Linked DNA regions of Homo sapiens: region 1 is linked to region 2. A link is a loop called in an ENCODE intact Hi-C map of the cell type or tissue named here. Cell type or tissue: breast epithelium. All regions are shown on one strand. Links, peaks and the distances in the headings refer to the core of each region. The heading gives the core; the rest is flanking DNA.

The links. Hi-C counts contacts between places; a loop is a spot of excess contacts. Peaks named below come from ENCODE experiments on the same cell type or tissue, not always from the same donor. Only the 100,000 strongest peaks of a DNase experiment are listed, where the experiment ranks them.
Region 1: a loop joins it to region 2, with 18 times the contacts of the local background. A loop is called at or near these places in 3 of 110 quality-filtered maps.

Annotation. Positions count from the first base shown.
Region 1 is chr15:70,294,722-70,305,290 of GRCh38, forward strand. It overlaps LOC105370878 (a long non-coding RNA gene), which reads right to left and starts at 3,165. Exons shown (of 2, transcript XR_932424.3): 1 at 3,077-3,165; 2 at 1,341-1,602. RefSeq lists enhancers at 5,738-5,867, 6,088-6,157, 6,178-6,277, 6,473-6,974. In breast epithelium, for the core only: no CTCF peak of the experiment used is centred there; no DNase peak of the experiment used is centred there.
Region 2 is chr15:70,229,782-70,240,350 of GRCh38, forward strand. No RefSeq gene overlaps it. Among named protein-coding and RNA genes, the nearest start is that of TLE3, 140 kb to the left of the region's middle. In breast epithelium, for the core only: no CTCF peak of the experiment used is centred there; no DNase peak of the experiment used is centred there.

The sequences.
Region 1 (10,569 bases), core at 801-8,800, 65 kb after region 2:
TGTTTGTGGGCTTAAGAATATTGGTTAAAATGTACTTTCTTGAATCCTACCTCCAGAAATTCTGATTCCACAGGTCTAGGGTGCAGCCCAGGGATCTGCATTTTTAATAAGCATTCCAAGAAATTTAGAGAAAAATATTTCTTAGAGCCACATGTTGAGAAATATTAGGTTAAAGCCTAATGAGAATGGCACAAAATAAGGTGAGTCATTTAACTTCTCTAAGCAGCTCTTAGCTAAAGTATAACATAGGAGACAGGAGTTACAGGGTGGCAGGAAGATTGAAGGAGAGAAGCCACACACAGCATCTAGCATAGGGCCTAGCAGGCAGCGGGTGCTCAGCAAACCCCTGCACGTGTATTACTGCCCTTCCCAAGTCAAGCCTATGGAACCCTCGAGGTGTGAAGAAATGAGCACAAGGCCAGGAGTCAGGCAGCCCATGTTCTAGCCTCAGCCAGGGGCCACTGACTTGCCACCCCACCTTGGGCAAGACCCTTTCCCTCACTGGGCCAGTTTCCCCACTGTAAAGGGAGAGAATGTGATTAGGTGACTCCTACCCCTTACCTATCCATCCTCCCATCTTGAATTCTCATGCCTTGCCACCCAGGGCTCCCTCACCAAATTCAGTAGTCCTCAGCCAGGCTGCCCATTAGAGCCACCAAGAGGGCTTTTTCAAACGCCAGTGAAATCAGGAACTCTTGGGGGTGGATCCCAGTGTTGGTAACTGTTTTAGCTACCCAGGCAAATCTAATAAGAACCAGCACTCTCATTTCTCAAGTATCCCTCTTGTCCATAAGAGTAAAAAGGGGCTCGGAGGAAACATCCTGCTCCTCAATTCTGACCTGAAATCTCAGGAAGAATCCAAGCCAGTAGAGCCTTAAGCTCCATCCAACACGACACCCCCACACAACACTGTTTCTTCACAGACAGGGTCTTACTCTGTCACCCAGACTGGAATGCAATGGTGCAATCATAGCTCACTGCAACCTTGAACTCCTGGGCTCAAGCGATCCTCCCACCTCAGCCTCCATAGTAGCTAGGTTCATGCCACTATGCCCAGCTAGTTAATTTATTTTTATTTTTATTTTTTGTAGAGACAGGGTCTCTCTATGTTACCCAGGCTGGTCTGTGACTCCTGGCCTCAAGTGTTCTTCCTGCCTCAGCCTCATGAAATGTTGGGATTACGGGCGTAAGCCACCATGCCAGGCCTAAACTCTGTTTTTTAATATCGTTTTAAATATAAATTTAAAAAACATTGTTAAAGTAAAAATCCATATTTAAACAAAATCAAACAATAAAAAGTGGCTTCTCACTCACCCCTGCCATCTCTGAAGGCCACTATATTTGGATTAATCAACTTTATTGAGGAATCATTTATATACCATAAAATGTACACATTTAAATTATAGAGTTGGGTGAGTTTTGACAAATGTCTGCTGCTGTGCTCCCACCCCCGGTGAGACATCACTGTTCACAGTTTTTGTTTTTCTTCCTTTGGTGGTTTTTTCTCCTCTGGTGTTTTTTCCATGTCATGTGTTAATACTGATGTTTTTCATTTATCAACTTTAGATCAGGTAGCAGATAATTAATCCTTCAACCAGGAAACTGTTGAAAGTGAAAAGAGACAGAACTAATAATCACAGGACAACAGTATAAAATAAGCCTGTCCTGGGCAACTCAGGGTGTGCAGTCAACCTCACATCATCCATTTATGACCAGCCACGGTGGAGAAGGACTTAATTCATACGCCCCATCTCTAGCTCCCTTCCTCTGCCCAATGTGTGCTACTTTTGTACCTATTTTAATGTCTCTATTGTTTAACTTTGCATATGTAAATAATATTTCTGGGCCTCTATTTCTGGAGCCATTCGGTAAGATAAGAATATTAGTATTCCTATTTTCCCCCCATCTTTGTCCACCTCTATCTCCCAATTTCTTATTTCTTTCATCTTTGTCTTCTATTTTGTCCTTATTATTAAGCCTTTCCTATTTTGTCTATGAAAATGAGGCTCAGTGTTTATGTTGTTGATTATGTGACTTTGTTCCCCAAGGAGTGTATTGTGAGTGATCATAGTTCCTTCTCTATGGTTACAATATCATTACTCCTGTGCCTCTAATAATCAAATGCTTCCAGCATCAACAGTAAGAGAATTGTCCTTTCTTACTCTCTACCAAGTCTTCCAAATCACGTCAAATTTTAGTTTGCTTTATATTTGAACCATTAACTTCTTTTTTTTGAGAGAGAGAGAGAGAGAGGTTCTCATTCTGTTGCCCAGGTTGGAGTGCAGTGGCACAATCACGGCTCACTGCAGCCTTTATCTCCGGGGCTCAAGCAATCCTCCCACCCCAGTCTCTGTAGCTGAGACTACAGGCGTGTGTCACCACTACCAGCTAATTTTTGTATCTTTTTAGAAACGGGGTTTCACCATGTTGCCCAGGCTGCATTAACTTCTTATCAAAGGTTTTTTTCTTCCTCCTTCTCTTTTGGTGTTTCTGATTATTTCATTTGCTTTGGAAAGAAGCACAGGCCTCTTCACCATATTCCTAATATCTTCCAGCCTCTTTTTGTATATTTCTCAGAATCTATTCCTCTCTTCTTTCCTGACATTCTACTGGGTCCCTGATTCTCTATTCTTGTTTGTTCAAAGGGTTTCCTGGACCTGCTGCACACAGGTCATTCTGGAATTCCTTTACATTATTAGATCCTTGAGTTAATTCTACCAGTTTTTATCCTGTAACATTCTTCCTCATGGTTTCTAAGCTGAAATATACATTCAATAACTTCTCAGAAAGGAAGCATGAGAAGTAAATTTCTGAGTCCTGGAATGGCTGAATATAACTTTTTTTTTTTTCCTTTACCCTTGACTGATAGTTTGGCTGTCTGTAGAATTCTAGGTTCAAAGCCATTTAGACTTAGCACTTAGAGATGGAATATAGTGATGAGGTTAAAATCCGATCTCTGGCATGAGGCTGCCAGGGTTTAAATTTTAACTTTACATTTCCTAGAACCCAGCAAGTCACTTAATCTCTCTGTGCCTCGGTTTTCTCATAAATAAGCTAAGATAAAAATAGTACCTACCTCATGGAGTTGTGATGAGGATTAACCAGTTTACATATGTAAAATGCTTAGAACAGTGCCTGCACATCGTGGGCGTCATGTTAAGTGTTGGCTATTATTCTCTGGGCCTCTATCGTTGCTATAGAGTATTATGATGTCACCCTTATTCCGGTTTATTTGTCAGAGTCAATGTTCTGGTTTTTGTGAGCTGATGTTCTAGTTTCCATAGAAATATCCAGGATCTGCTTTAATCTTTAATATTCTTAAATTGCTCAATTCTATATCTGCTTGATATTCTCTTAGCTCTTTCAATTTAAAGACTCGGTGTCCCTTTTTGGCTCTGGGGACTTTTAAAATGTAATTATTTCTGCAATAATTCCCTCCCCTCCATCTTCTTTCTTTTCTTGTTCTGGAACTCCTACTCTTAGTTGGATATTGGGCCTCCTGAATTGATCCTGTTTGAATATTTTTTTCCTCCCATACTTTATGCCATTGTCTCCATGTTCTGGGAGATTTTCTTAACTTTGCATTTCAAGCTTTCAATTGATTTTTTAAAATAATTTTTAGCAATAATCATTTCCAGGAGCTCCTTCTCATTTGCTGATTGCTTCTTTTCTGTGGCACTTTCTTTGGGCTTTTGGAGCATTGCTACTCCAGCCTTCCTGTCAGCTTGTGGGGACCCCAGAGATGTTTCTGCAGAATTCTTGGGCTTTTGGAAATAAGATTTGAAAATCTCTGACCTATGCATTTGATCAAAAAACTTTATGGGTTTATTGGGCCATTACCAAGATGAATGAGTTATAATCTATAATCTCAGCCCTCAACAAACTACTCTGATGCACAGACAAACATGGAAAGAAATAATGACAATAGGACAGGTGCACAAGAGGTCCTTCCAGAGGGAAAATAACCAACAGCCTGTTGGAGATCAAGAAAGAGAAAGCCCTTGAACTCTTCTTAAAGTAGTGTGCAGGAGAAGCTCATACGGGTTCATGAACGGACTGGTAAAATTTCAGGAATTTCGTGAGCTGGTTGTCAAACAGTTATTAAAAATTAACTTAGGCAAATTTACAATTAAATACATTATAACAAAAACAAAGCTAATGAATGCCAAAAATTCATCACTTCCTATTTATCCCATCTTTCAATTACCTATGCTGTTGAGGTTGTTTACATCTATTGTATATGTATGGCAGAAATACCATATGAAGGTGCGCTACTGAGCATCTCTGTTCAACACCTCCTGCAGTAACTCATGTTGGTGGCTTGAAATCAGCGATGGTGGGAATATTTACATCAAACAAATTGACAAATGCTACAAATCAGAGCCTGATTATTGTTTTGTTGATAGTCTAGAGTTAAGAAAATAATGGAGAAAATGTTAATGTAGATTATACTTAAAAGTATGTTGTGCTGGTAGCCTTTAATTGTAAATAGCATGAAAAAGAATTGAGGACATATTCTTCCAATATTCAAAAACTATTCTTTAATTCAGCAAATAAGTCACTTGTGTCATTGCCAAATGAATGAAATTCATGCCTCCATTGCTCCATTCCTATCAAACTTATTAATGTAAAAGAAAACAGCAAACATTCACACAGGAACTATACTTATTTGGTAATTGTAATAATAATTTAACTATAGATACAAAAGTTTAGGAAGTATCAACAAAAGCATCCTGTGAGAATCAATTTACTAGATAAAATTGATAATAAAAAATACGTATATTTTATTATTAGTTGTAAATTGTGTGCTACAATCCTTGATGGCAATAAACTTTATATTAACTTATGTGTGTATATATGTATACATATATTTGTTTCTGGAGAACCAGTTGATAACACTTACCAGCACACCACGGAGAATAGTGGAGCGTGCCCAGGCCTGTAATCAGACAAACCTGGGCTGGAGTTCCAGTGCGTTCATTTATAAGCTGTGTGACCTTGGGCAAGTTATTTTACCTTTCTAAGTCTCATCAATAAAATGAAACTGTGGATGCAATGTGCTAATATTGATTAAAAAATAGTATGTTGCAGAGGTTAAGAATTCATGCTCAGAGATTGGGCTGCCTCCATTTGAACCCTGGCTCCCCGCTTACTAATTGTGTCACACTGGCCCAGTTGCTGTTAGATGGTATATTAGTCAATGTTCTATCTGAGAAAGAGAGCCAGTAGTAGATGATATACATCAAGGAATTGGCTTATATAATCACGGGTTCTAGCAAATCTGGTCTGTAGGGCAGGCCATCGGGCTGGAAACTCTTGAGCAGAAGCTAATGCTATGGGTCACAGGTGGAGTTTCTTCCTCCTCAGGAAAACCTCAATTTTGCTCTTAAGGCCTTTCAACTGATTGGATCAGGCCCACCTAGATTACAGATGATAAACTCTTTTACTTAAAGTCAAGTAATTGTAGGTGTTAACCATGTCTACAAAATCCTTCACAGCAACGCCTAGATTAGTGTTTGACTGAGTAACTGTGGACTCTAGCCTGGCCACGTCAACACATAACACTAGCCTCACAGATAGGAATAGTGAAAGCAAACACTTTATGGGGTTCTTACAAGGATAGAATAGAGCAGTACTCAGAAACCACTCAGATAGCACCTGGCCCGAGTAAGTGCTCATTAAGCTACAAACCTCTGTTCTCGCTAGAACTAAAGCTTGCTTCCCAGGCAGCCACGGCACAAGGAAGGGCCAGGGACCCTGCATAGGAAGGTCTGGTTGGAGCCCCAGCACATCACTGACTGGCTGTGGAGATGGCTGCCTGAGGCCTTGCCCAGAGGAAGCTGAGAGAGAAGAGATGGAAGAGAGCCCACGGCTCTGGGACCCAGCAGAGCACATTCAGATGGAAACCAGCTATGACTGGGTGACACCTCTCAGGGCTCCTTGCGGGGCAGGACTGTCTGGCTTAGTGGTGAGAGACTCATGGCCGGAAGATGAAGTGGTTACAGGTGTCAGACAGGAGGGCTTGCCGACGGCGGGTGGCTGTGGTGCATGTTTCATTAGCTGCTGACTGAGGATTTCTGTTGCTTTCATTTGCTGCCTCAGCCAGTAGCTAGGTTTAAAATAAACTTCAGGAGATCAAACTCAAATCCCCAAACCAGCATCCCTAGGCCCCAGGCAGGCCTCTGGCACAACCATACAATCTGCAGAGTTTATCTCAGGCAGCTCCAATAGATGTCACCTTAAATGTCCCACTCCCCTCCCTTTGAGCCCTCTCCTCCAGCTCTGAGACCTCTGGCTCTTCCTTAGATTCCCTCCTCAAGTCTCTGTCCCAGCAAGCCCCATTCCCTCTGGGGCCTGCTCCCAGCTGCTAGCCTTCCTTACACCTGCTCAGCCTCTCACAGCAGAGCTGCGCAGACCTAAGAGGGCAATAGACAGAATTGACTGCTCTTGGTTCATGGCTTAAGGTGTCACCACTCCCAAGAAGATCTGGGGGCCCAGGAGAGAAGCCTGCCAGAAGAAGGGAGTCATATCGCTCAGTGGGGGGATGCCTGACCCCTGAGCCTCTGTGCAAGGCAAGACTCGAGCACAAAACACACTTGCACACAAGTGTCAGTCTCCTAGGAACTACCAGAGCTGGGAAGAGCCCAGAGCCATCTTGCCTCACTCTTGTCATTTTCACAGATGAGGAAAGCAAAGCTCAGGGAAGCGAAATGACCTGCCCTCCCTCTCACAGCTAGGAAGCCACTGGGTAACTGAGCCCACATCCAATTTCCTGGGGCGTGGACCTCGCCCTGCCACAGTCAGCAAATGAGCAGGGGCAGCTTCCCAAGGCAGGGAACCACCAAGAATTCCAAGCAGGCCACACAAATCTCTGATTCCTGCCTTCCCTGGGCAGCCCCACCCTGGCCCTGACCTGGTGGCCTTGGCAGCCTCCTGGCCAACCCTGCTTTCTAACTCGGAGCTGAACAGGCTGGGCCTCCAATCACTCCAGACGCATGAGGACTGAGCAGTTTTACTCTGGTTTGCCAGGGCATGGGGGAGTTGGAGCCAAGCTGTGCCCCTCCAGGGACAGATGGCCAACCTGGGAGGGCACTGCTGAGGCCAGTCAGATAAGTCCTGCCTATGGTAACCTCAGGCCTCACCTGCTTTTCACCTGGCTGCCTCACCAGCCCCACCACCCACTCACTGTGTCCTCTCCAATGGGACCTACCCTATACCCCAAGCCATGCTGTGGCTTTAAACATGCAGCCATGGCTCCCTTGGTCTGCAGCCTATTATTTCACTAACCCTCCAGCTTTCCTTTTCAGGTCACTAAATTCAGTGGTGCTGCCCCCATGCCAACTCCCACCTCTAGTTCCAATAGCACTTTATCTATTCTTCATAGTAGTTTTTGGTGTATTGTTTTAGTTTACACTTTCTGTTCTTTTAGACTGTGAGCTACTAGTCTCATATGGTTCTATTTATCATTGAATGCCAGAATCTAGCTGGGTGTTTCTGGTACCAGCTGTGCTCAAGATACTGTTTTGTGAGTAAGAAAAAGGATGGACAGAGGGTAGATGGATGTTGAATAAATGAATTGATGGATGATTGTTGGATAGCTGGATGCAAGGATAACAGAATGATGCAGAATAGATAGATGGGTGGATAGATGTTGGATCAAAGCATGGATGGATGGATGGATGGATGGATATAAAGATGAAAGTGCAGATGAGTAGATGGGTGGATATGAGATGAATGGGTAGATGAGTGGATGGATAGATAGATATGAGATGGATGGGTAGATGAGTGAATGGATGAATATGAGACGGATGGATAGATGAGTGGGTGAGTGACTATGAGATGGATGGGTAGATAAGTGGTTGGATAGATATGAGTGGTTGGAGAGTGGTTGGATAGATGAGGGGATGAGTGACTATGAGATGGATGGGCAGATGAATGGATGGATGGATGGATATGAGATGGAGGGGTAGATGAGTGGATGAGTGAATATGAGATGGATGGGTAGATGAGTGGGTGGGTGGATAGGAAGTGGATGGGTAGCTAAGTGGATGAATGGATGGATGGATATAAGATGAACGGGTAGATGAGTGGAGGGGTGAATATGAGATGGACAGATAGATGAGTGGGTTGGTGGATATGAAGTGGAGGGGTAGATAAGTGGATGAATGGATGAATGGATATAAGATGAATGGGTAGATGACCATGGATATGAGATGGATGGGCAGATGAATGGATGGGTAGATATGAAATGGATAGATAAATGTGTGAATGGGTGAATATGAAGTGGATGGGTAGATGAGTGGATGAACGGATGGATGGATCTAAGATGAATGGGTAGATGAGTGGGGGGTGAATATGAGATAGATAGGCAGATGAGTGGATGGGTGAATATGAGATGGATGGATAGATGAGTGGATGGGTGGATATGAAGTGGATGGGTAGATGAGTGGCTGAATGGATGGATGGATATAAGATGAATGGGTAGATGAGTGGAGTGGTGAACATGAGATGGGTGGGCAGATGAATGGATGGGTGGATATGAGATGGATAGATAAATGAGTGAATTGGTGGATATGAAGTGGTTGGGTAGATGAGTGGATGAGTGAATATGAGATGGATGGGTAGATGAGTGGATGGGTGGATATGAGATGGATGGATAAATGAGTGAATGGGTGGATATGAAGTGGATGGGTAGATGAGTGGATGAATGGATGGATGATAAAAGATGGATGAGTAGATGAGTGGAGCGGTGAATATGAAATGGACAGATAGATGAGTGGGTGGGTGGATATGAAGTGGAGGGGTAGATGAATGGATGAATGGATATAAGATGAGTGGGTAGATGAGTGGAGGGGTGAATATTAGATGGATGGGCAGATGAATGAATGGGTGGATATGGGATGGATGGATAGATGCATGAATGGGTGGATATGAAGTGGATGGGTAGATGAGTGGATGAATGGAAAGATGGATATAAGATGAATGAGTAGATGACTATAGGGTGAATATGAGATGAATGGGTAGATAAGTGAAGGGGTGAATATGAGATGGATAGGTAGATAAGTGGATAGGTGGATTAGTAAATGAGTAAGAGGACAACCAAAGTGAACTTCTACCTCTGTTGAGCTTCTGTTTTCCCTGCTCATTTGAAGGCCTAGAGTATGACTTTACCATATGACGTTTCCAGAGTACCTCCCCATTCCTCAGACCCTACTGAGCCACCTCTAAGAGAAGGCATAGCACAAAGTATTGGTACCACTTGATGAATGAGGAAGCTGAGATCTAGAGCTGTTAAGGCTTCTTTCTGTTCAAGGACACCCAGCTAGTGCAAAGCAGAGTGGAAATCAGACTGCTGGCTTCTCACCTCCACTCCACCGCAGGCCTCCATTGCCTGTCTCTGAGGACTGGACCTGGCCAAGTTGACCCCACACACCTGTCCCCACTGTGGCCCAGGCCCCCGTTTGGCGCCCAGTTGGCTGCATGTGCATCATGACTTGTGAGAGAGCGGTCAGCCCCACCTTTCCACACAGGCCCTGTCTGACTGGGTTCTTTGATTCCTCCAGGAAGGAAGTGTATTGAGAGAAAAATTAGGAGAGATTAGACCCCTCCTCCCATCCCCACTGGACCAAAGCTGGCCCTGTAAGTCCATGGCTGCACTGAGGAGGCAGGCGCGGACACCACTGCACCTTTCTTCTCTATCCCTTAACCTTGATGGCCATGTCCAGGCCTCACTGTGATCCTGCATGAGGGCAGCTCTAATGAGAAAGCCAATACAAAGCCATTTTGAATTACCCATTAGAGAAGTACAGTCTATTAACTTTTTTCTATTAATTTTAATATTTTAAACTTTATAAGAAATACTTTTAGATTTACATATTTTGCAAAAATATACAAAGAAATCCCCAAATGTTAGCATTTTACCACACTTGCTTAATAATTTCCTTTATAATTCTCTTTCTACATATATATGTATATGTGTGTATATGTCTACCTATACAAATATGTATATATACATATATGCATGTATACATATGTGTGTATTATTTTCCTGAAGCATTTTAAAGTAAATTGCAGAAGTCTTTTTGCCTCTAAATACTTCAACATGTTTTTATTTGAAAAAGGACATTCTCTTACATAATCACAGCACAATTGTCAAAGTCAAGAAATTAACATTGCTGCAATAGTAACTACCGACTTTATTCAGATTTTACCAACTGTCCCACTAATAACCTTTTTCTAATCTGGGATCCAACCTAGGATCACACTTGCATTTGGTTTCTGTGTCTCTTTAGTCCTCTTTAATTGGCAACAGTTTCTCAGCCCTCCTTTGTTTTTCATGGCCTTAACATGTTCGAAGAGAACATTTTGTAAAAAGTCTCTCAATATGGATCCGTGTGATGATGTTTCCTCTAAATTATATTCAGAATTGCCGGTTATGCAAATTTGGCAGGCTGCCATAGAAATGATGCTGTGTCCTTCTCAGTGCATCGTATCAGGAAGGGAACCATGTTGCTCTGTCCCTTGCTAGGGATGTTAACTTGGATAACTTGGTTAAGGGTATTGCCAGGT
Region 2 (10,569 bases), core at 757-8,756:
ATCATAGAGCGCTTTGTCCCTCAATACATGTAAAGGAGAAGAATCAGGATCTGAGAGCAGTGGGGGACCCTATAAGGAGAATGTCATGATCAGATTTGCATCTTTCAGAGGGTCACTCTGGGAAGAAGAGATTAAAAGAAAGGAGACCAACAGTAGGACTGGGATTGGGAAGGTGGAGGAACCATTTGAGGGAATTTCAGTTGCCCAAGTGACACTGATGGAGACAAGGGTTGCTGTGGTTGCCAGGAGAAAGAGAAAGTGGGTTCCTGCTAGAGGAAAGAAATATTTATAAATGAATGGGATTTTGTGATTGATTGTTGGAGGCAGGTAGAAGGAGAAGTCAAGGATGAGTGCCTGTTTCTGGCCTGTGCAATGGGGCAGATGGAGGTGGCACTGACCGAGACAATGAGAGAGAGCAGGTGGGCAGGGGGGATAGAGCCTGGAGTGGAGAGAGACACTGTGCTCAGTTTTTGATAGGGTGAGGTGGAGATGCCTGTGGAGCTTTCCAATGGGGTTTTTCAGAAGATAATTGAATATCTGGATCTGAAGCCCCAGAAAGAGACAAAGACTGGGAACAAAGGTGTAATGCTCACTGGACCAGGAATGGCCACTGACTTTTTGGGGTAGGTGGGAAGGCCTAGGAAGTCTGAGTCTTCCTCCCACAGCTTCCTCCTTCTCTCCAGAACCCACTGGGCCTCGGTTACATGGATCAAGCCTGGATGTGTTTCTCTATGCAGCTACCATGGGATAGACTCTCCTTCTAGAGGGTTCTTTCCCTTGGAGGAAGGAAAATTGTCCTTCCGAGCATGGCTGCTCACCAGAGAAAGGAGAGAATGAACACACATCTGAAATCAGAACCTCAGGGGTCGAGTCTCCTGCCACTGCTTTTAATTACTATGTGTGCATTGTAAAAGAGATATGCAACCCAGAACAAACACAAGATAAATATGATAGACTGTTCACCCACATCCTGCCAATATTAGCCCCTCTCTACCCTATTCCCTAGTGACAATAATTATTGTAATTCCAGATTACACACACACACACACACACACACACACACACACTACGTACTACTCAACAATGGACTTTTTTGTTTTAAAAATATTCTAGACATATTTCAACATCAAAATATGTATAGTTATATTACCATTTCTCTCTCATTTTTATTATAAGAATCATACAAGTTTATGACAGAAAATGTGAAAATTAAGAAAAATACAAAAAAAGATCATAATCTGCCAGTAGCCTGAAATCTCATTATCCAGAGGTGATGACTAATATTCAGAAAAAATATATAAAATTTACTTTTACTGGGTAATAATAGAAGAAAAACTCTAAAGTTAGAGACAAAGAATTAGAGAACTTCAAGCAAATTTTTCTTCAACATAGGAGATATTGGTCTTTACATAATTTTTCTTTCCTTAATTTGAAAAGAATTGAAAGTTGAAGTTGTGGTGTTTTATTTTAACTATATACTTCTAAGAGGTTTTTAGTTTAGGTAGAACTTAGTCATTTCTCTTTCAAAAATCAAAAGATGCAACTTACCCCTAAACAAATAGATGAATTTATCTACATATACATTTTAATTAAAAATAATATAAAGAGGTAAGCCCATTGTTAGGATAATTTGTCAAGAGAAATTACTGAAGTACTCAATCACTTTCAAAAAGAACAAACATATCATGGGGAAATAATTATCACTTTTTCCTGATACAGATCCAAACAGATGATGTGTGAATTTAAAGCATTCATGGATTATCTTCTTCTTACATTACCTGACCAATGGCAGGTTGCTTCTGTGAGTTCAGAAAGCATGACTTCCTACACTTCATTGGTGGCTCAGACTCTTGCCACAAGTTAGTCCTCATTATATCTGTACCATGAGTTTCACATACAGTTCTTTGTTTTTCCCAGAGTTCGCAATTGCCTTTGTTTTTCTTGTTTCTGAGAAGTGTCTCATACCTTGCTTTTCTTGTTTCTTAGAAGTGTCTTATACCAGCATGTCAGCTTCTTACTCATAGGATATGGTTAATGCTTTTTTCTTCTTTAGGTTATTTTTTATGAGCCCTCTGATTTCTTGTTCTAATTGCTTATTAGGTCAGCTGCACAACTGTCCTACTAGTATTCCTTTCCATTGTTCTTCTGGGTTAATTCTATAATTTTTGAATCTATTGTCTCCCTCTTTCTTGAATTCAGTTTTCATTTTGCCAGAGTATATCTTCAAGGAATTTTTCAGAAAATGTGCATAACAGGGGTGGTGGTGCACCAAATAAATCCAAATCCTTGAACCTCTAAATGTGTCTTTACTATGCCTTCACACTTGTATAAGAGATTCCAAATGATTTCCCTTCAGAATTTGTAGACATTGCTCTGTTACCTTCTAGCAAGCCCATTGCATATGAAAAATCAAATGCTACTTTGATTGTTGTTTCTTTTTAGGTATCCTAAATATTTTCCTTAAGAAGTTTTAAGACTTCCATCTGATTGTTAGAGTTCTGAAACTTTCCCAATTTTTTGAGAAGTGTGTGTCTTTTTCATTACATCTGCTCTATACTTGGTGAAAATAGCAGATGGCTACGGCTTTGTTTTTTTGGTCCGGCCTGCTTCCCTTTTCCTTGAAAACTGCCAATAACTCACCCACTTCACATGATTTTGGAGGTGCTGTTAATGAAGGGTCCCTCTTTCCCTGCCCCAGAGTGGCCATCAGAACATTCCGTCTTTCCAGCCAAGAGATCAATTCAGGGCTGGACATGCAACCAAGCCAGGCCAATCAGTGTATGTTTTACAGACTGATCTGGATGCTGGAAGAGAGGGGATTTTGCTCTTTTCTCTGGGTTTGGTACAAGGATAAAATAAGACTGGAATTTATAGAGGCCTTCTTGGTCACTATACATAGAGAACTTGCCTGGGAATGAACCCAACACATAGGAAAGCAGAGGGGAGGGGTGGAGAGTGAGACAGAAAGGGAGAGAGAGAATGAATAAATAATTTTCAACATTCAAACTTCTAGATGCAGGCAAGACTAAAGCCAGATTAGCTAATGTATTCACTTTTTTTCTTTCAGCTCTTTGAATTGGGTTTCCTTCAAATGTAACCCAAAAAATCTTGATAATATAGTGATCCCTTTTAACCTCCAAATTCATATCTTTTATCAGCTTAAGAAAATTTTCTTTTGTTATTTGACAATTCCTTCTTTTCTATTACTTCAGTTCTCTCTTTCTAAAATTCCTATTAGTTGAGTATTGGCCTTCTCGTTGTAGCCTCCATGTTTTTTTTTTTTAATCTTTCCTCATTTAAAAAGTCATATTGACATTTTAGTCTATATTCTGAGATACTTCCTAAACTTTATTGTCTTTATATAATTTCTCTGATTTGGTTTCTTATTCTTCCCTTCCATTCCAGCCCTTTTTTTTTTTAATTTCAGCCAATATACTTTTAATTTCTAAGAACTTTTACATGCTCTGCTTGTTTTCTTTTTTCCATAGTGTGCTGCTTTTGTTTTATGGATGCAATATCCTCCCAATAAATTAACATCCATTTTCTTCTGTTTGCTGCATCATCTCTGTTTTTCCTCTGGGTTCCTTTGTTCACATTAGTCCTTCTCTTTTATGTGGTTTGTTTTCCTAACAACTTGGAAATCCTCAGAAAGCCATTAGAATGTTTGAATAAATAGTGAGGTTGTTAACTAACCCGGCTGGGGTAAATTGTTCCCTCTGCCGCTTGCACAGGTCTGCTTGGAAAATAGGCCTCTCTCCTGAACAGGACAGGGGCCCTGGAGGTGTCTGAGTGAGGATTGCTAATAGGGAACAGAAATGCAAGCTCATGAGCCACAACCATTGCTGAAGTAAGGAAGGCATTCCTTTCTAAGTGTGGAGAGCATTAGTGTACATGAGTTTTGACATACAATATATCCCAAATCCTTAAAATATTCAAAACTGCATATTAAAAATAATAGGACTAATGAGAAAAATAGAATTAGAAATAAACTACCCAAATTTCTTGCAACATTATAATCAGACCATTAACAAAAATAATAATCCTAACAAAACAAAAGGCTCATATTTTAAGAACACATTTTTAACTTTCTAATAAGTAAAAAATACTACAGTAAATATAAGGCTTTACTTTTATTTTTTTTGAGACAAAGTGTCACTCTGCCACCCAGGCTGGAGTGCAATGGCATGATCTCGGCTTACTGCAACCTCAACCTCCTGGGTTCAAGCGATTCTCCTGCCTCAGCCTCCTGAGTAGCTGGGATTACAGGTGTGTGCCACCAAGCCTGGCTGAATTTTGTATTTTTAGTAGAGACGGGGTTTCACCATGTTGGCCAGGCTGGTCTTGAACTCTTGACTCAGATGATCCACCCGCTTCGGCCTCCCAAAGTGCTGGGATTACAGGCGTGAGCCACCTCACTCGGCCAGGCTTTACTTTAAAAAAAAAAAAAAAAGTGAAAGTAGCTTCATAGAAGGAGGTATGAGATAGGGTTTAGGCTTCTGAGTTATGAAAATGAGGACAAAATGCATCAAGAATGGGGATAACTATTTAACAGGCCTTTCCAAGACAACACAAGTGACCATGAGGAGGAGTGTAGGTGTGTGCGGGTTGCTTCTGGCACCACATCTCTGGGTTCAGCTTTCTTTGCATTCAGCTGCTGTTACTGACATCGTGCTCCTATGCATCAATTGTGTATGAGTAATGCAGATCATAGAAACACACACTGTAGTCAAACAGACCAAGTTTATTCCTCTGTGGAGTTCCTTTCCTTTATCTTTTTTCTCTGAGTCTGCTAAGGAGGTCAGGAAGGGTTAGTCGACAGAAATGCCTGCAGAACCCTCATTTGATTTTGAGAGTTGTTCTCGTGACTCTTCCCTGAGGGTGAATGCCAAAGCCAGCTGTTCCGTCTATTCAAGAAAGCTCTGGGACAACCAGGAAAGCTCTTCTTCAAGTAGTTTGGGGTTGCCCCATAGCCTGCCTGCTTTTACTGGAGTTTCCCGGAGTCTGCTGAGATAAAGGGCTGTGGCTTCAGCCACATGCCTCGTGCGGTTCTACGCTGACTTGTCACTTCCTTGCTCTGGCTTCTCAGTCAGCTGGATTTCATTGGCCTACCACCTTTCAGAAATTCCTCAACGTTTCTGGTGCACGGATAACATCCTTTTTTAATTTCCTAATAGGGATTTATTCATTCTCTTATGTCTTTTCTGACACTTTTTCAAATACGATTTTGGCATAGAGAGAAGCTAAATTTCGTGTACTCAATCTGCATCTCTAATTGGAAATTCTCTGCACTGCTTTTTTTCCCTTTGAATCTGGATAAGTCTTTTCATCATCTTGATCCTTGGCTTATCATCTGGAAAATGGGAAGATAGTAAGACCACTTCTGCCTACCTCATAGTGTTTGGGGAAGGATGGAAGAATTTGGGAATCATCTGTGAATGTAAAGAGTGGCATAAATTTAAGTTGCTATTAGATTGTGGAGGAGAACCCCCTAACTGACAGATGAGAAAATGAAGCCAAAAGATTGGAAGCAATTTTTGCCCAAAGTTACTCAGAAACCTCCAGCCTCTTGGTGCCCACGTCTTGATCTCCCCAGGCCCTGTTACTCCTCAGCCTGCAGACAGCCAGGGCTGCAGTGCTGGAGGAAGAGCAACTGAGAATTCGGAAGAGGCAAAGATGGCATAAATAATTCAGTGATTGCCAACCACGGGCCATTAAATTTTCCATGATCTGTTTTATTGTATCCTCTATGCAGCGTTAGTCACTCCAGTTCAGATGCAAACCAGGCAGTTTACTCTGGCTACAGGAGCTGGCCACTGCTCCATCTCGGGACCCATGACCATAAAAGCACTGGCTTTGGGCCTGGCTGGGCCTCCTTCCTAAAAGGTGGCCAAATAGAGGTTCACATCACAGCAGGTGTGAGTGTCAAGCCTCCCTGTTTCTGTTCCTATTCATCACTAAGCCACTGATAGAATGGTGATGATCACCACTCAAGCACAGGATATAGTTGCAAACACATCAACTTTAAACTTTGCTGCTGTCTCTACAATCAGCAAAAATATAGTGTGTTGGGCAGGGATGAGGGGTTTCAGGGATTATGTTCCACATAAACATTAACAGTTACCATCATTTTGACACCCTATTTTGCCTTTTTTTAAAAAATATTTCATCATATACTGGGAGCCTCAAAATCTGACAATGGCCCAGATCTCACATAACTCCTGGGAAACTAAGGATCTTGAGCTCCAGGGTCAGGCTATTTAGAATCCTAAAGGTGATGAGGGCATCTTTGCAGATAAAGAAATGGAGGCTTGGAGAAGGAGCTGGCCATGCTCAAAGACACAGCCAGCTAGTGGCAGGGAGGCCCCAGGACCAGGTCTCAGGAATCCCAGTCCAGAGGCCTCCCCAGGGCCCCGGTCTTGGGAGGGAGAATTTCCCCCAGCTCTGGGCCATCATCTGAGCTACTCAGGGTCACTGTGGTTTGTCAGGTTTGCAATTAGAATTGGACACTTTCTTCACTGCTCTGAGGGCCACATAGCTTCCTGAAATCACACTTCCCCAAGTGTGCCCCCCAACACCCCGGCATCACATCAGAGTGCAAAAGGGAAGAACTGGGTGCTGCAGGCCAGGTTCACCCCAACGTCTGTGGCTCAGGAGGCTTGGCCACTGAGCGTGACCACATCTCCCCCATTCTACATGCTGACTTGATACCTGGGTTAGGAGAGTGTCTGAGGCCAGACAAAGGCAAGAAGAGTCGTTGAATCACTTAAGAATACAGGATGTGTAGTCAGATGGCCTGGCTCCAAATTCCAGACTTATTGCCTATCAGTCATGTGCATAAAAGAAATCTCATCCCCTCCTCAATCCTCAATTTTCTCACACATGAAGTGGGGAGGCCAAATCTGCATCCAAGGGGTTTTTATGAAGTTCTGAGGTAATGATAGTTGTGACTTGCCAAAGTCCTTTTGACACCTCTAGCAGTTAACCATTGCTACATAACAAAACACCTTAAAACTTGGCAGCTTAAAATGACAACTATTACTGCTCAAGACTCCATTGTGGTTCCTGAGGACTCATCTCATCCTGTGATTCATTGATCTAGGATGAGCCTCCTCACATGTGTGAGGCCTGCTGATTATAAACTGGCTTGGGATGTGAAGCCTCAGCTCTCTCACCCTCCAGCAGGCTAACTCAGACTTGTTCACTCAGCAGCTGCAGGGTTCTGCAAGAGAACATGAATGTACACAGGCTTTTTAAGGGTTGAACTTGGAAGCGGCACACTGCCACTTCTGCCACATCCTGTTGGCCAAAGCGACTCTACTTTCTTGATGGAAGGAGATGCAATGTCTCATTGCAAAGGACATGTTTACAGGGAGGACTGAAGGATTGTGGTCATTTTTGCAAAGACAGTGCTGAGTATGCCTTTCAAGATAGGAAAAATAGCTTGTCCAAAGCCACACAGTTGGTGGATGGTAGAGTTGCCATGAGAAAGCAGGACTTTTAATGTCAAGTACCATATGTTAAAACCAGCCTCAACGCCATTTCTACTATTGAATTTACTCTGGGGAAAATCTAGTAGATAGTGATTTGGGGTGTTCACATTTGTGTTCCTCTTTATTCATTTTATAATCTCAGAAGGTAAAGGAGAGCCAAGGATTTGATTTCCTGGCTCTCCCTTCTGGAAGGAACCCCTGAGGAAGAAGGAACAGGTCTTGGGGTGAGACTGAGATTCAGATTCCATAGCTTGAAGAACTTCACTTATGCAACTTTATCTTTTCCTTTTAGGGTGGTGGCACTGGTGGCAGTGGTTGGGGATGGGTTATACCTTATGCATCATAATCAAAGAAGAGGTTAGTGTGTGTATGTGATTGTGTGTGTGCATGCATACATGTGCTGAGTAGAGGAGAAAAGGATGAACACAGGATCCCCAGTCCTGCTGCTTCAGGTTGGAAATCCATCATCTGTTGTGATAGTTTCCTACTTGAGTTGCTTGTTATGAGTCTGCATTCCAAGTATGCTCCTGCCCACATGGCCAAAGTGCAAAACCAATCATATCACTCTCTGTTTAAAACCTCTTATTGTTCCTCAGTACCCTGGGGCTAAATCTACTGTTTTAACTCAGCAATCAAGGCCTATACTCTGAGTTCTAGTTCCTCATGGAGCCTATATCCCGGCTTCAGGATCCACCACTGTGTCCCCAGAATCTTTACACCCCTTTCTCATCTCCATTTCTTTACATAGCGTGTTCCCTCCTTCTCTACCTGGGGCCTCTCCCTCATCCTTCAGAGTTCAGCTTCAATGTCTTCACCTCATGAGGTTTCTCTCACCACCCTCAATGAGCTGGCTAAGTGAGGGTCTCTTCTCCCTCTCTCAAAGTGTCCCATGTCCTGCACATACCTTTAGTAAAGCTCCTGGCATGGTGTCTTGTGATTGTAGATTTACCTGTATGTCTCCCATGTAGACTGTGAGATCCTTGAGGTCTTGCACATAATAGACTGAGGATACATGTATGAGTGAATAAATGAATGTATGATAATCTTTCTGATACCTTCCTCCCTGGGTAAGTCCTGTTTCCAGAGCCAGAGAACTCACATCCCTTCAGGTGTAGGCATGAAACCCCAATATCACTCATCTTACTCCCCTGTCCCTGGAAGACTTGGGTTAGGAAGTGTGAGCCACGGAGAGGTGTCAGAGAGCAGGGGAATTGATATTCTGGCACCACATGGCAGAGGGGCCCAGTTCTTCAGCTGGCAGGGATGGGGGTGCCAGTGGCAGAGCCCCAGGCATTCATCCCAAGTGTTCTGGAGCTTTGTGGAGGCATATTCTTATGTGGAGGCTCCAAAATTGTAGCTGGAAATTTCTGACTTCCTGGCCCTTCCAGAAATTCTGTGAGCCAACCTCTGTTCATTTCTACTTAAACCAGCCAGTGTGGATTTTATTATTTGCAACCAAGAGCTCAACCAATTCAATGAAAGGGAGCAGGAAAGAGTTTAGTGGATTAGCCAAATCCTAGATCTGCCATTTACCTAGCTGTGTGACCTTGAGCAATTTACTTAACTTCTTTTTATCTAAATTTCCTCATGTAAAGTGGAAATTGACAATAATAACCATCTCTAGGGATTACTGAGAGGATGGAATGAGTACAGAAGTTATCTATTGCTGTGTAACAAAGCACTACAACACTTAGTGGCTTCAAACAAAAATGTATTATTATCTTTCATGGTTCTATAGACTGACCGAGCTTAGACCGGCAGTTCTTGCTTGTATGTCTCCCATGTGATTGTAGTCAGATAGCAGTGCAGGCTGCTGGGGCTGATGACCTGAGTGGCTACACATGGCCTCCCCATGAGGCTGGAGCTCTTCCCAGCCTGAAATCCTAGAGGGAGCACACTGAGACCAAGTGTTCCAAGAACCCCAAGCAGAAGCTGCAAGGCTTCTTGTGACTTAGCCTCAGAAATCCCAGAATGTCGCTTCCACTGCATTCTAGTGGTCCACTATCTGGTTAAGCAAGTCATTCAGGCCAGCCCTGATTTAAGAATGACACCTCACCTTTTGATGGAAGGTGTGTCAAACATTGCAGCCATCTTTAAACTACCAAAAGGAGATGCTGCATAGAAAGCACAGTATCTGACACGTGATACATATTCAATAACTGCTAGTTTTGGGGTTGTCTCCTGCCTGCATTTATTTGACCAGTTTCCAGCTCAGCGAGGCCGGTCCCATCTATCCACCAGATACCCCTCAGCCTTCCTAAGAGAATGTGTAGCCTTACTAGTCAATGTACAGAGAGGACAGGCAGGCAGGGTGATGGGTTCCACAAGCAATCCACACTGGCAGCAGAAAGATCCAGGAGAGATGGTTTCTAGCTCTAATTACCCTAATAAGTTATTCAGTTGCCTTGAGCAAGTCTATTGCCCTCTCTGGACTCAGTTTCCCCATTTGTCAAAGGGGGGATGGACTGGATGAGCTCTAAGGCCCTTTCTGCCCCTATCATTCTTGTTTTTCTTTTTTTAATTTTTTGAGAGAGAGTCTTGCTCTGTTGCCCAGGCTGGAGTGCAGTGGCACGATCTTGACTCACTACAACCTCTGCCTCCTGGGTTCAAGCAATTCTCCTGTCTCAGTCTCCCAAATAGCTGGTACTACAGGTGCCTGCCACCGTGCCCAACTAATTTTTGTATTTTTAGTAGAATGGGGTTTCACCATATTGGTCAGGCTGGTCTTGAACTCCTGACCTCAGGTGATCCACCCGCTTCGGCCTCCCAAAGTGCTGGGATTACAGGTGTGAGCCACCACACCCGGGCTTCTGCCCCTGCCATTCTATGATATGTGTTCCTCAGCACCATCTCAGGGACTCTGGGGGCTCATAAACTGATGGCTAGGATGTGTGACTTGATATTGTTTCTGTCCTCATCGCAGGGACTGTCCCAACTCATCTTTGGTGTCACACCTGGGCCCAAGCTTTCAGAGGCCTCAGAGGTGTCTGAATTGTAAGCCAGTCCCAGCCTGACTTCCCCTTATGAACTCAGTCCCCCGAAAGTCCCTTTTGTAAATGAAGCATGGTAATATTTAGGT